Regions from separate parts of the Mus musculus genome. Here region 2 is linked to region 1. The links are chromatin loops, found by intact Hi-C in ENCODE. Cell type or tissue: left cerebral cortex. All regions are shown on one strand.

Region 1 (8,000 bases):
TGTTCTTAGAAACAGAGTCTCTTATATCCCATGCAGGCCTCCCATTCTCTATACAGTTGAGAATAACCTTGAACTTCTGATCTTCCTGCCTCTACCTCCTAAGTACTAGGATTAACAAGTGTGTGTCACCAGGCTTGGTTTATGTGGTGCTAGAGACAAAATCCAGGGCTTGAGGCATGTTAGGCAAGGAACATGTCAACAGAGCCACATACCCAGTTTCTTATAATTCTTTGTTTGTTTGTTTGTTTGTTTTTTCGAGACAGGGTTTCTCTATGTAGCCCTGGCTGTCCTGGAACTCACTCTGTAGACCAGGCTGGCCTCGAACTCAGAAATCTGCCTGCCTCTGCCTCCCAAGTGCTGGGATTAAAGGTGTGCGCTACCACTGCCTGGCTCTTATATGGCTTTTGAAAAAGTAAATCTTTTCAATTTTACAATCCTGGCATGCATTTCAAGAGCCCCTGAGCTACCTGTGGAGTTCTTGGGTGGATTTTTGCCTGCAGTGGCTCCTAATTTTACCCAATCCAGCACCCCAGGTATTTTAGCATTGCAACTGAGTTTGAGAAAAACAAATGATGGGACAGGACCAGCCACTGAAGATGGCAGAATATGATGATGGTATTCATACTTTCCTCTGCATATCAGAGTGATAATTTAAAGAGGACCAACCTGCACCAGTAGGTTAGAGAAGTCTAGCCCACTGCAGCCATCATAATTTAGCCTTCTGACACTTCCTTCCCAAACAGAGCAGGATTTCCTCCAAAATTATGAACAACACATCATGGGCCCAGGACTCTGGCTCAACCCTGAACATGGCAGTGTACATTTCTGAAAAGTAAAGAGAGAAGAAGTCCTATGCACAGCCCAGCTACTGGCCATTAGCATAAGGGTGCTAGTAGAAACAAGGGTGACAGGTAGGATTAAGGTAGGATCTTCAAGAGAGAGCTAATGTCTCTTAAGAGCTGGTTTGAGACTGTACTCTTGGACCAAATACACAGAGAGTCTGCGCTCCCAGGGAACTCCCTCCAGATCTCAGAGAAGTTAGGGAGGGGACTGTGGCAAGTCATTCTCTTCTCATGTCCAAAGGGAGCGTTCCCTATTGTAAGGATGGAGCCATTCACACAGTGGCGTGCAGCCTGAGTGATGCTTCAGACCAACTCCTAGAACAAGTGTGTGTGTGTGTGTGTGTGTGTGTGTGTGTGTGTGTGTGTGTAACTGGCTGCAGCCTTCTCCTGTGAGACAGCAGCAGCCCTTAGACTCCCCTTGGTTCTACCCAGGCTGACACCATGCCTCTCCCTTCTTTGCTCTGCTGAACAATCACAGAACCCCGTGGTACAGCTGCGGGCAGTACCACTCCCCACCCCCTCCTGTCTTTTTTTGTGGTCTCCTCCTTTGTGACTGCAACAGCATATGTTTTATTAAAAGGGAAAGAGAAGAGGAGACAAGAGGTTATGTACATGGGCATGCTCAAGAATCTTAAGATTGGAAATCTTCTGCTCAATGCTAAATGCCTAAGGGCTTTGGCATTTTGCCGGTTCCAAGTAAACCCCAAGAGGAACATTTGGGTGGAGAAATAGGAAATGGGGGAAAATCAAAGCTCTCTCTTAAAGGATTCTGATTCTAAAATATGAGAAGTCTTTTCTTGTGTTCTCTTGAAATTTGCCTGCCTTCCCCAACATCGTCATTCAAATTTTTTTTTTGATATAAAGTTGATAGGCTCTCTGACCTTGAGTAAAGCTTTTCCCATTGTATGTGGCTTAGACCTGAGAGTGGATGGAAGGCCAGGTAACATTTCCAATGTCTAGCAATATGCCCAGTATTTCAGAGCCCTGTCAGGATCCTAGATCAACTTCCGCTAGGCCGTACATGTTTAATACAATGAACACAGATACATAGGATTTCCAGGTTGCAAGAGAGGTGGCCCCAAAGGCCCATGCAGACCATGCTGGTTTCAGCTTCTCCCTGTGCCTGTGTTCCAGTGAGGGACTTGATCAACTAGAGCCCGTTAGCCCTGCTCTGCCTACCCAAAATATTCCACTCTAACTCTCATGGCTCCATTCTAATTCTCCCTTCGTGAAATACTGATAGCTCTTATTATTAGTACAGATCAATGGCTGATTAATAGGGTCAGCCTTTTGACTTCTCTTGTATTGAACTTCTGTTGAGAATACATCATCATTTACCTTTGCCTGGACATAGGCCTATTTTCCCAAGTAGACTACAAAATCATGGGGTTAAAGTTTCCTAAGGTTTTTTTTATCCCTCTGTGCCTTGATGTACTGCCAGAGGAGGACCCCCCAAATCACATCACAGCCTCCTTGCTTTGTAACGTATAAAGCAACCAAGTCAGATCGCAAACACTGAGATGGAACTATGCCTTAGAAGGAGCCCAGGGGACTGAGGTTAATTAGGAAGCAGTAAGACCCAGGCCTCCATTCCATGAGTTTTCCTACTGCTGTGTGTCCTGTGTAAGACAGATCTTCTTCTGGGGTTCTCTGCACTCCCCTTTCCAAGAAGAAGACTGAAGTCTTTCACGCTCTACATCTTAGGATAACCAAAGACAAAGGAGACTATAAGCCATCTGAGAATTATGTAGAGGACTTCTGTAAATGCTCCCAGCTCTTTGGGAAAGGAGCTCTTCAAAATATATGCAAGGACTTATTATTTAATAAGAAGAAAGAATGGCTCTCCAGAAGTAATACCACACAGTGCTCGCTTAAACACTAGCTAGGAACCTGAACACTGAACATTCCAGCCAGTGCAAAGTGCCCACACATTATCTCCAGTCCCTTCAGATTACCTCTTGTTTGTGAGTGGAGAGGGATTTTGGAGCACCCTCCCTGAGGGATAGGTCTAAGGTGGTGCTCCCAGGTGCAAGCCTGTACCTTGGGGAAGAGGATCAGGAGGAGTTGATGACGCAGGGAGCAGGGACGTTCTGTGCCCTCTGGCTTTGCTCAGTAAACAACCTGTCAGGAGGCCAGAGAGGAACACTCTGAAGGGGATCTTGAGGTCCAGGAAGAGATGTTTCCCATTCCCCAAACCAGGCCAACACAAGAAGAATCGGGCCCTTCTGTCCTCCCCAGCGTTTACCTCCTCTGACTTTTCTTGTTTCCACACTGAACACATACCACTCCATTCTGGGAAAGGAAAGACAACTCCATTTTTTTGTAAGGCGAAAGAAGTAAGAGTCAAGAATGCTTCTGGCTTCCCCATGGCTGCAGCCCAGCTGTCAAACCCCTTAAAACCAGCTGTTTTCCAGCAGCCAAGATTCTGGTCTGACGCTTGCTCTCAAACACAGTCTCCTTGCTCGGCATCTTTCCAAATTCTTCTTTCCTCACAGAAGCAGAGCATGCATCTTTTCCCAGAGTGGGTAGCAGCTATGGTACTGGTAAGATAGATCACTGTGGCAGCATTGCTTGGTCATGCTCTCAGTGCTACATAGCAACTCATTCCAGGTGAGAAGGAACTCATGAGGGCCATGTCATAAACAAACAAACAAACAAACAAAAACCAGGCATACAACTGTGCAAAATCAAGAGGGAAAACACATAGACTTCAGCATCACTCTAGCTGTTTCCTGATGTCATCAGACTGCCCCCCAGGGGATTTAGTAGAATCCTATAGCTTCCTGGTTAATACAGGCATTGCATATCTTCCAAGAGCCTGGCCAGGGGGGCGAGGAAAGCAAAGGAATCAACATACACTTGTCTAGAGAAGACCTGGGGAGAAATACTTAACTCACAGTGTATATGTTTAATTCTTCTTATTGGCCTATGCTAACATATCACTGGCCCTGTTGGATACGGTCCGGATTTTATTTCATAATTGATATTCTCTTAGCACATTTGTTCCTACTCAGGGCAACCTGCTCCCAGGACAGGGAAAGCATACATATGGTTCTTTACAGAAAGGTCTGTTCAATCACATTACAGTGCATCCAGTTGATTGTTAGTTAATATTTGGCTTAAGTCTATATACCCTGGATAAATATGTACCGTGAAGAAAGACTGCTTGGTGAAGAGAGAACTCCTCTGGGCTAGAACAGCAGTGTACAAGTTCATCCTCCTACTGGGTAGCGACACCCCAGGCATCATGGCCCGAGCAGGGGCTAGGCAGAGATGCTTAGTGTTTCTGTGAGCAGCCAGCTTCCTTCATACAGCTGTGAACACACACACACACACACACACACACACACACACACACACACACACACACACACACACACACACAGCTGTGTATGAACAGGGAAAACACTCTGATAGATAGTCTCAACAGACCCTTCCCTTCAGCACAGCAATATTCTCCCTGTAGTGTCTCCAGTGTACTACCAGGATTGACTCAGTCGATTGGGGTTTCTGTTATACCACCCAAAGGAGACTATGGGATTCACTCCTAGGAATTATTTTTGTCCCTCATTACATGTTCATAGAAGAAATAGACTGGCCTCTAAAGCATGCCACAGGGCTTTAATGACCATGTGAATACAGCTATATTGCACAAAAGAATACCAGGTCTTTAGGGTCCTCCCCAAACACAGTGAACCTCGTGCAGTTCTGTCCGGCATCAGCTAGGCAAGCAAAAGTCCTTGTCATCCTCTGCAATTATGGAGCCCGAATGAATTTTCGAAAGCTAATGGGAGTTGCACTAACTTTAAGGACTTAAACCAGGCAAAAAAAGAAAAAAAAAAAAAAAAACCAATATAGGTCAGGCAGAGTGCCCAAGCTCTGTGACAGCCATGCGACACCAGGAGGCGATTCCAGAGTCAGCTCAAACCCAAAGTCCACTGCTAAGCTCCACCTGACAGAAACTACGGGGTGGAATGGGAGTTATTCCTTTTGCTTGCAATTGCCAGGCACCAGACAAGAAGGTTGAATGAGGACTCATGAAAATCACAACGAAAGGTGATACAGAAAACCCAGGGGTACAGACCCCTGCACGATTACCTTGAATCCTTGTAAGAGTCCTTCTTGCTGTATCAGCTGCTCCCCAAACCACCAAGGACTGCGAGGAGACTCCCAAAAGACGCCTGATTTTTGTGCAACATCTCCAGTGGCAGCCTTCCAAAGTTTTTACTTCATGATTTCTTGTGGCTCTTTCTCCTTTGGGGAAATATGAAATGCCACCCCCTCAGCTTGTGAGAGGGAACGGATGTCTCTTTTCAAATTCTCCTGCTCTGGGCTTTGCTGTCGCCGCCGCCGCCGCGGCGGCAGCTTTTAGACCACTTGCCTGCTGCCTTGCCGTGGAGCAGCGAGCATCCCAGGCACCCACAGCATCTGTGAAGTGGGATCAGCACTAGGCTGGGTCGCACGCGGCGTGGGAGAGGTGAGGAAAGTGGGAAGCCAACTGAGAAGTCCCCTGTCCCTCGACCGAGGTGAAACCCAAGATCTTGCCTTCTTTTTTTTCCAACTCTAAAGAGACTCACCCGCCCTGTCATCCGAAATCTGTGCCTTGTACATGGACAGAAATCGTTCCTCAGGCGTCTGGGCTCCTTCGGCTGCCTGAGGACCTGCTGGTGTCCTCGGAGCGCGCGGCAGGTGCATTTCCAAGTCCTCCGGAACCCGTCGAGCTCAGCGGAGGCGCTGCGGGTTGAGCCGCGAGCCGCGCGGCAGGCAGGCGGATTCCATCCTGGAGCTGCAGCCCGGCGCGTCCCCACTCCGGCTTCCCGGTCCGTACCTAACCAGTGTCACCTGCAGACTCAGACACCGGATGAGTGTCTTAAGATAACAATGCTGCCCTGCCTGCCTCTCTCGTTCTTTCTTATGCACGTAGGTTGGCAGCCAATAGGACCCTGCGCCATACTCACCACAGGCTCCCATTGGCTGTGAAGCCTGGCAGGAGGCGGGTTCTGAGGCCTACCGGCAATCTCCTTTGGCTAGCTGGCAGGCTGGGGTACCAGCTCTGTTAACCCTCCCAGCTTTTTGCAGCAGCGACTTTTTCCCCCTCCCCGCAGTAAGGATAAGGAAGAATTGGATAAATTCGCGGCTGCGTGTGGCGTTGGGAGTGAGATTGGAGCGTGTCAGAGGCTGAGGAACAAGAAGTAGACTGGGAACTAATTACATTTGCTTTGGTCTTCTGAGTTACAATATTCATTCGTCCCAGCCCATTTTGTTTGCTTGCTTAACCAGAACTCCCAGAGATGGGGACCCATTTGAGCCATTTTCCTTCTAATTTGAGGTTTCATTTAGTTGTTCTGTGCTTTTTAAACCTCCTGAATTACTTAATTAGAAGTGAGCCCCCAAGTGAGAAATAGCTCTCTCTCTCTCTCTCTCTCTCTCTCTCTCTCTCTCTCTCTCTCTCTCACACACACACACACACACACACACACACACACCCCGGGGCCGGGGGCGGGGGGGGGGGAGGGAGGGGGTAAAGAGGGAGGCAAAAGACCACAGGAGCTCTGTGGTAAGATGACCAGGCAGAGAATCGCTGAACAGCTAAATTGAGACACCTCACGCCCCACACCAGACCTGTAGGGACAACAGCAAAGAGGAGAACTTGGGGATTCTGGGGAGACCTCTGAAATGGCCTGCGTCCAAAAAGAAAGAGAATTGTTTTGCCTGTGATGGTTTCCTTCTGTGTGTCTCCTTTCACTCCAGTGGCTGTCAGGAAGAGGGACTCGCATTTTTTAAAGGAAGACTAGAGAAAGGAGAACAGGACAAGCCTTGTTTCTGAGAAGCAGGTGCTGTCTGCTGAGCCTGTGAAAGGGAAGTCCGGGCAGTGGGTAAGGGAGGGAGAAAAGGAGGGAAAGAAGGAAAGAAGGAGGAATAAAGATATTAACTTTAATTGAATGGATGTGAACGATATGTTTTTGATGTTCTAATAAATGTGTGAGGCTGAAATGCATCCTACTAACTGGCGAACTACACTAAATTTTGGAAAGAGCCGTTGTTGAAGAAAGATAAGTTGAAAGTGGCAAGGGATGTGGGGGAATTCCCAGTGAGTCACATGATGAAGGCCTATATAGAGGAGAATAGGCAGAGAGGGAGACAAGTGTCTCCATTTAGTTTCCTTGAGTTGAGAGCAACATCGGAGATTGTTTTGGAAAGAAGTAGACAAAACAGAGGGCAGAGGTTAGATGTACACAGAGGAAGGATATATCTGGGGTTAGGTATAAAGTGCCCCTTTAGCCAGATGCTCTGAAAGAGTGAGGAAGTCTAGAAACTGCTTCTTATCTACAAACCCCCACCCATTTCCATCATATCTGATCTCTACTTGTTTTCTACTCTGCATCTCACCCAAGTTATTCCTTCTACACTCTGCAGGAGTCTGGCTATAAAACATGCCAGAGAATGGCGGTCCTGTGGAGTCCCCAGATCTTCAACTAAGATAAAATATCTAAATAAACTACTGAGAGTTTAACTGCTCCTGACTGTGGAGCCAGTTGTTCCTGAGATTCCTAGAGACAGAGGCCCACTGAACCTAACCCACGTAAGAACGCTTTGGAGGTCTTCCTGTGAAATAACTTGAGGGAGTGAGGGAATGGATGAATGGTAGGACAGGTGTAACTTCTGTCAATGGAAAGAAGGAAAGTGCCAGGATTTCTCAAGAAGGGACAGCCAATCAAAATCTTGATGAAAATCAAGAAACTTGGCTGTGTTTTCTTAAATCACCCATGATATTTTAATGAAGAAAATCACACACTAAAAAAACCTACAAATGTTCATCTGATGAAGGTACTTTGAGGTAACTACTATTCACTTCATTTCCAACATTACAAGAAGCAAACATTGATTCTTTCTTAGTAAATCTAATAACAGCCCAAAGAGGACTACTATGCAAATACCCACTCCCAAAGAATTTCACTCTCTCTTAAACCGTGAAAATATAGAATATTAGGAGGATACAGTGCTCTACACCTTATTTCTTCCACTCACTAATGTCTTGGCCACAAGAAGCTGATGATCATCTGAGTTAGTCCCACCCTTTAACTGTTGCTGCACACATACTATCTTTTCTTCTAAATGAATATAAAAGTCAAGGAATATAAATCACTACATTTACTT
Region 2 (8,000 bases), 800 kb before region 1:
CTAGATAATTGAAGTGAAGGCACAGAGAAGAAATTGGAAAATCAGTAAACTAATAATTCCACCTTATTTATCACTTTTATAACTAGTGTGTATCTGTGTGTGATATACATGTGTATGGGCTTGTATGTGTTTGTGAGCTTTTGTGTCTATGTTTCTGTATGTGTGGGTATGTGTTTGTATCTGTGTATGTGTATCTGTGTGTGTGTGTCCCTCTCTGTGTGTCTGTCTGTGTGTATGTATGTGTTTATGTGTGTAAGGGTATATGTGTGTATGTCTGTGTTTTTTTATATGTGTGTTTGTATGTCTGTATGTATGTTTTTGTGTCTCTGTGTGTATGTGTCTGTATGTATATATGCCTGTGTATCTGTTTCTATGTTTCTATGTGTGTCTGTGTGCGAGTGTATATATGTGTATGTATTTTTGTGTCTCTGTATGTGTGGGTGTGTGGGTGATTCTGTGTGTGTGTGCGTGTGTATGTATATATTATTTTCCCTCTCTTTATTATTTATTATTTTTTTATTTTTTGGCTTTTTCAAGACAGGGTTTCTCTGTGTAGCTCTGGCTGTCCTGGAACTCACTCTGTAGACCAGGCTGGCCTTGAACTCAGAAATCCGCCTGCCTCTGCCTCCCAAGGGCTGGGATTAAAGGCGTGCGGTGCCACCAGCACCTGGCTCTTTTTATTTGTATTTTGAGACAGGGTCTCATTCTGGTCCAGACAGGCCTCAAACTCGTGATGCCCTCTTAGCCTCCCGAGTGCTAGGTTTACAGGTGTGGGCCGCCAACTTGTTCTGTGCCACACACCTGCTGCTTCAGGCAGATGGAACTCCGAATCAATGAGTATTAGCATCACACACACTGAATAATAGCATCAATAGCATAGCAGACATTCCTTGAACTCCATACCTACGAATAAACAGCAGCCTTCTTAACTACACCCTGGTTTGTGGTAAATGATTCTGTAATTCGTTATTATTTTTCAGGTTTGTGGAGACAAACAGTGGGGAGACTGGCGGCCCCACTTGGCTGTGATCCTGTCAAATCAGGCTGGAGATACAGAGTTGTACCAGCGAGCGATTGTCAGCATGGGGGATACCCTGGGTAAGCAGAAATTGGCTTACGCCTTCCCTGGGGCAACTTTCCATGTCTGACATTAGTTTAGTGTTTCCTAGTGTTTCTCAACTTTCCTAATGCTAGCACCTTTGATACAGTTCCTCATGCTGTGGTGACCCCCACCCCAACCCCAACCATAAAACTATTTAGTTGTTACTTTATAACTGTAATCTTGCCGCTGTTAGCCTCCTGGTTAAGAAACCCCAGGGAAAGGTACCTTCATCTGCTTTTGCTATGTTTGTGTGTTTGTTTGTTTTTCCATATCTGTTTCCCAGAATTCCCACTGGGAGCGTTGTGTTTCCATTGCTATATAGCCTCCTCTTCACTTTCTACTTACAGGTGAGGTGCCTTTACCTTGAGCTAACACAGGGGCGTGCCACTTCCTCTTGCCTCGGGGACTTCAGATGGGAAATGCTGCTTTTGCCTAAACCACCTTGGTAGCTTTCTGTCTTTATTTCTATTATCTGTCTGAGAACAGGGCCTTACAAGTGTGGAATGTCTACAGGATATCCAGATCTCTACTTCACAAATTTGGTCTAACTTTTAGAAACCATGGTGTTCTTTGTGGAACGCTGTGAACAACTGCTCTTCTGAATTTGAAGCAGCCCTCTGTAAGGTTGTGACCCAGCTGTCTGCTTGAAAGGGGACCCATGTCTATTGGGCACCAGACTCTGTACTTCACCCGCTGTTAGCCATTTTCTCACTGCTGTGGCAAAATGGCCGACCAAACCAACTTAAGCAAGGGGGTTTCTCTGGCTCACAGTTCTAGGAAACACAGTCTGTCACGGCAGACGGTTGAGATGTGACTAGAGGCCTGGTGTTCACGGCCAGGAAGCAGAGATGGGTGATGGGCTCCTTCCCTCTCTTTCTCTTCACTCCTAGATCCTAGCCCAGAGGATAGTGCCTCCCACACTCCAAATGAGTCCTCCCGATTCAGTTAAACCTTTCTGGAAGCACCCTGAAGGTCACACCCAGAGGTATTTCCTAAGATAGTCTATTCAAGTTGACAATGAAGATTGACTGTCACACCCACTTAATTCGAGTTTAAAGTAGTAGAAAATGTTTGGAGAACATTTAAAAGTCAGGAACAACTTGGTAATTGATGTGATTTTTTATGAGCACAGGAAAAGTCTTCAATCATCCAACTTCAGTAGAGGAAGCAGCCACACCCCACAAGCAGCCACACCCCACAAGGAAGCAGCCACACCCCACAAGGAAGCAGCCACACCCCACAAGGAAGCAGCCACACCCCACAAGGAAGCAGCCACACCCCACAAGGAAGCAGCCACACCCCACAAGCAGCCACACCCCACAAGGAAGCAGCCACACCCCACAAGGAAGCAGCCACACCCCACAAGGAAGCAGCCACACCCCACAAGGAAGCAGCCACACCCCACAAGCAGCCACACCCCACAAGGAAGCAGCCACACCCCACAAGGATGTTTAAAATCCGTTTCTGATGTCCTACTTTACTTAGGTATAGGCATCTTGTCTCGATTCTCAGCCCCAGGAATGACCATGACTTTTAGAAAATTCCCAATGAAAAACTCATCAGGGGGACGTGAAACAGCACACAGCATCCTGGTTGTGGCTGATGAGAACTGAAATGCAGGATCTGAGGTCAGAAACACTGATGCAGGAGGGAAGGAAAGGGAGATGTCACAAGAACTCCCCTGGTTTATTCATATCAGGTTTCCGCTCTGACCCTGGGGTCCACTATTTAACTCTCTGTTCTACTCAGACACTGGGTCCCACAGGGTGTGCCTCACGCCTGGGCTCTTGTTCTCCTCCTGCAGCTGGAAAAGGGCTTGTGGAGGCATCTCACTTCTGCTATCTCATGGCTCATGTGCCCTTTGGTCACTATACGGTGAAGACAGATCATCTGGCCTTGGTGGGCAGTAGCCACAGGTACGTATGTGACTTTTGTAAAGATGATTTGCACGGGTTATTTTAGCCCTTACTGGGTTTCATGGCTTCACTACTCATTTTCTTGTGTAAATTTCCGCTACTGCCCGCTCTTCCTCTCTATCTTCTGCATTAGTCTAGGCAAGGTGACCAGAGGGTGCCACATCACACCACCAGAGGGCCTTTGGTGCTGTTAGTGCTCTTGGTGTGTGTTGAACTCTTCTGGCCACTGGGTGGCAGCCTAGCTCCACAACCAGAGATAACATAGAAAAATGAAGTTTACAATAGTATATTTTGGGCAGCCCTGGGCTTATTCTAGGAGCCTACTTTTTGGGGCCTCCATACTACTTCAATATATTAATTTGGAGCACAAGCTCTTTGGAACCTTCTGCATCAGTCACTTGTTTTCTGGTAGCCACATATCAGGGTGTTTCCCCCCCCCCCCCAAGGACCCCAAAGCCCTGGAGAAAGAGTGAGTTGAAGCAGATAATCTTACCCTGGGTGGTCCTCACTGTTCTGGATCTTTCTACCTCTTTCTCCTTAATAGTTGTGATTTCTGAGCAGTCATGGTATTGCGCTCCTAGAATTCTAGCAGTCAAGAGGTATAGACAGGGGGATTGTAGCAAGGCCAATGCTAGCCAGGGTGGTGCAATGAGTTCTAGGCTAGCCAGCCAGCCAGGGCTACGAACCTGTCTCAAGAGAGAGAAAGAAGACATTTCTGAGATGCAGAGCTATCAGTGTCTTTGCAATGTTTGCTTTGTTACAGATTTACTTTATAAAAAGGTAACTGCACCGGGGAAGCAAGGTATTGAGGGATTGAAAGCCTTGTCTAAGGTAGCCTCTCGGGTGCACCATCAGGATGGACTTGGAGTCTAGACAGTAAGGTTGCAGGAGCAAAAGTTGTAGCTGATATTCCTAATCCTCTACCACCATAGCAATCGGTGCTCCTCACAGATTCTTCTCTTGAGCCTGGGCTCAGATAGAAGAGTCATCTTCTCAAGGCAGTCTGTCTGGGCTAAGCAAGCCCATAAAGGTACCTCGCTTCCTATAGCCCATGTTCATGACTCCTGGGGGAGTTTCTTGAGATATGTTAGCTTCTGGAATTATTCTGATGACTGGAATATAGGGCACCTGGCAAGCTGTAGAGGGGAGACGGCAAGTGTGTGTGTGTGTGTGTGTGTGTGTATGTGTGTGTGTATCACATTCACCTGTTTTCTTTCCTCACTGGCCGGATGAACTTCCTGTGCAAGATCTGTCATTTCTTTCTGGCTCCATTGTCCTCCCCAGTCTGTGCCAGGCCATCTGTGGTGCTCCTGGACTCCACGGCTTCCTCTTTTGCACTTGGCAAGCTCAGGCTGCTCTGTCTTTCCTGGGGCATGCCAGGCTGAGGGCTGAGGGCTGAGGGCTGAGGGCTGAGGGCTGAGGACTGAGGGCTGAGGGCTGAGGGCTGAGGGCTGAGGACTAGTTTTTAGGAGGTTGAAGTGGGAGGTGTTGAAGGGGGATGTTAAGGGAGGTGCAGAGCCTCCTCCTCACAAGCAGGCTCTTCTAGAAGTGCTGGCACTCTCACTTATTGCCCAAACCTAAAGAGATGGAGGTCAAGGAGGAAGTGCAGTCTATCTTGAGCCCACAGGCTCTTTCCTCTTATAGACCTGCCTGAGAGCAGCATCTCCGCCTCACCTCTGTTCTTGTTATTCCCTGCTTTTAGTCAAGAGTTTATGAAATTTGCAACAATTGAGGCTATCCAGCGGACGGAAATCTTCGAGTACTGCCAGATGCTGGGCCGCCCCAAATCCTTCATCCCTTCTTTCCAGGTAACTGAACCCCGAGGGGGGCGGGGCGGGGCGGGGCGGCCATCAGCGATGCTGTGTCTAGGTTGTGGGCAGCCAGGTTCTTAGCCTTGCTGTTTGGCACCTGGTACCACCGGCCAAGTCATCTCCTGCATTTGTCCTCTTTAACGGGAGTGCGGGAAGGCTTAGGGTTTCTTTTTATGTTCCCGGAAGGTCAGAATTTTACAGCATGAAAGCAAACGGTTCAGAAGTCTTTGCTGGAGGCATACATGCGGAAATCTTGCTGCAGTTCTGCCCCTCCCTCCCTTCCTGTCCTCCTGCTGCCCTGGGCTCTTCTCTCCTAGCACTTCCGCTCAGCTCCTCCTCAGCTCCTACAGCCCTCTGGTCCCTCTGACAGCTCACCTTCTGACCACTCCCCCTTTCTCAGGAGCTTCCCTCCTGCTCTGGCCTTAGTCCATTCTCTCTTTCTTCTCAGGGTTTCAGTTGTATAGGTGGCAACCGCACTGCCAGGCTCTTTTCTCTCCCCTCAGCCCCTCTGTTTGGCATCTCGTTGCTACCCTATGTCCGTAGGCATCGCGTCATCCTCCAGTCCGATCCCCTATGTGTTTTGAGACCTGCTACCCAGTGGCCTTTTCTCGCGTCTCTTGCTGGTGTGGAGTGTGAACTTCACTGAAGCCTTGCAGCAAACTGGCATAAAACCGAGGTAGTTTGTTTCTGGGCTGGGAATAGGACTATCTCAGCCACAGCACTGACTCCAAGGTCCCCATCTCCCATTCACTCGACACTACTCTGTATTTTCTTTCCCTTTTATGGGAAGGTACCTTTCTTTTCTGCCTTAAGTACCTTCTTCAGGCCTGAGACCTTGTCTAAATGGATATCCTCAAGGTCCGCTGTTGAGAATGTACACAGCTACAATAGCAACGCACACTCAACACAGAACACACGTAACCTTGGGAATGAGTCCCTGTATTGTAAATACATGACCCATTTAGCCTCTCCTTTCTGAGAGTTTTGCCTTGCCTAGCTGCTCCTCCACAGGGCTCCAGCGTAGGCACTTTGGTTGCTTTTCTTTCCCTTCGTTATTCATCCCGCCCACATGTTTTGTTGACGTTGTTCTGGGCTGGTAGTCTTAGTATAGCTATTCTTACCGGCTGTTTCACACACTCAGCATTGTGTTGCCGTGCATCTTGAATATCACTTCTAATCCTGTGGGGTTTTCCCTTTCACAGAAGTTGGAACCGAGGCTCGAAGGGCTGGTTATATCTCACCAGCTCACTTGTGCATACCATTTGTTCTAAGTACTTTGTGTGAATCCCCTAATTCTATCTTTATAGTTCTAGTGGACTAGGTGGCATCGTCCATGCTCTAACAGGGAAGCTGAGGCACAGAGAGACAAAGGGGCTAGCCCAAATGTCCCCCAGCTAGCATGAGTTTGGATTGGATTGACTTTGTTTGACACCAGAGCTGTCACGTTTGATCTCATCCTATAGCTCCTGCTATGGAGACTCTTCCTCCCTACACCAGCATCTGCCTGCACTTCCTTGTGGGCTTCACAGCCTCTGCAAATGGTAGAGTTTTGTATCTTCATGTAAGCCCTTGTGCCGGGGCTGCACTTCACATGCCCAGGCTTCCTGTGATGTAGGCTGCTGGATAAAAGGGCTGCCCTGCTGCCTTTCCAATGGAGACCCAAGACTGGAAAGACGAGTTGATGTGATCCCTGAATCCTTTTCTCCATCACGCAGCAACTGTATGTAGGCTGGATTTGGAGTTGTGCCCATATGCAGATAAATTGCCCCAAATGGCACTGGGCCCTTGCTATTTGGATGCCAGAGTGAGTGGAATCTGGCAGTCAGCTGACTTCCAAGAAGTCTTATCTACATTTCTCTGCCTCTCTCCTGCCCGGATGGACTCATCCCTGGCCCGTTCCTCTTCACAGGTGTATAAGCTCCTCTATGCCTCCCGTCTGGCAGATTATGGCCTGGCATCCCAGGCCTTGCATTACTGTGAAGCCATTGGTGCAGCTGTCTTGAGCCAGGAAGGGAGCAGCCACCCTGTGCTATTAGCGGAGCTCATCAAGGTGAGCGTCTCAAAGGGATCTCTGTAGGTGTTTTATCTTCAGTGTTCAGAGAAGCCATTGTAGAGAGGCTTAAACTCCACATTTCATCTTCTTTGAACACACTGCAAAATTGGAGCCCACGGCTGTCTTTGACCATGTATGCATGCCCCGATGTGATAAGCAGAGGTCCTGTTTGCACAAAGAACAACTGGCTGGGCAGGGGGCAGAGGGGTTGGGGGACTGCAAAGCAGGCGTGTTCTGCTTGAGAAGTTCTGTGCATCTGCTTTTCTGGTACAGTTAAACTGCAAGCTACGGTGAGCCGTCCTAATTACAAAAGCGAGCCTTTGAAAATAGATTTTAGTGATTAAACCAGGAAATGATCCTTATTAAAATACTTTTAAATGCATGGAATATTTTATCACGTGTGGGACACATTTAAAAAAGAAAACAAAAACCGTACCAACCCTTAGTTTCTTGGGAAGAAACAACAATCAGGAAAATAGTTGTTTCAATTAATTGAAGGAAAAAAAAACCCACTCCATTAGCTAGAGAGTAAAAGGCAGGGTGCTCTACAGTATCTGTACCGCTTTACATGAGGCCCAAGTGCTGGATTCTATAACCAATAAAATCTGTGCTGCCTGAGCCCCTGCCCACACTGCTAGTGGGCTGATGCCCAGGATGAGTAATTAGAGTTTCTAGGTACAGAACATAATGACACCTTGAGGCAGAAAGCAGCATCAGGTGGTGAGCAATGTAGATCTGAGTCCCATCCAGACCAGAATCAGAATTAGCATTAACAAGGTCCCTGAATTTTCTCGAATTTCTATTCTAGAAGTTTCTCGAAGAGAAGGCAGCAATGCACGGACACAAAGCTGGAGAGCTCTCTTTTTCCTCTCATATTTTGGGGGCAATAATACCAAAATGGGTTGCTTATATATTTATACTGCAATTTTGGGAGGAGATCTGCTGAATTTGTTATTTCTCAATTATTCTTTGTTATGTGATGTTTGAGTAAATTATGGCTTCTCCTCCCTTCTTATTGCCTCTCTCCCCTGTTGTCTTTCCACATGCCCCATTTCTCTCTCTTGTCCTTCTCACTTTCTGCCCCTGACCTGCCTGGAAACTCGGCCTGCCTGGAAACT

What was found. A loop is a pair of places that touch in the nucleus more often than their neighbours do. Peaks named below come from ENCODE experiments on the same cell type or tissue, not always from the same donor. Only the 100,000 strongest peaks of a DNase experiment are listed, where the experiment ranks them.
Region 2: it touches region 1 in a loop (15-fold over the local background); 5 of 42 quality-filtered maps call a loop at or near these places.

Annotation. Positions count from the first base shown.
Region 1 is chr1:158,350,577-158,358,576 of GRCm38, forward strand. It overlaps Brinp2 (bone morphogenic protein/retinoic acid inducible neural-specific 2), which reads right to left and starts at 5,684. Exons shown (of 8, transcript NM_207583.2): 1 at 4,941-5,684. In left cerebral cortex, CTCF peaks have their summits at 3,618 and 4,741; DNase peaks (open chromatin) are centred at 1,371, 3,341, 4,084, 4,384 and 4 more places; H3K4me3 peaks cover 4,978 bases; H3K27ac peaks cover 3,397 bases.
Region 2 is chr1:157,550,027-157,558,026 of GRCm38, forward strand. It overlaps Sec16b (SEC16 homolog B (S. cerevisiae)), which reads left to right. Exons shown (of 26, transcript NM_001159986.1): 13 at 981-1,098; 14 at 2,907-3,018; 15 at 4,721-4,826; 16 at 6,739-6,879. Among named protein-coding and RNA genes, the nearest start is that of Sec16b, 28 kb to the left of the region's middle. In left cerebral cortex, a CTCF peak has its summit at 3,204 (motif pointing right); DNase peaks (open chromatin) are centred at 3,236, 3,778, 4,387, 4,546 and 3 more places; H3K4me3 peaks cover 744 bases; H3K27ac peaks cover 2,351 bases.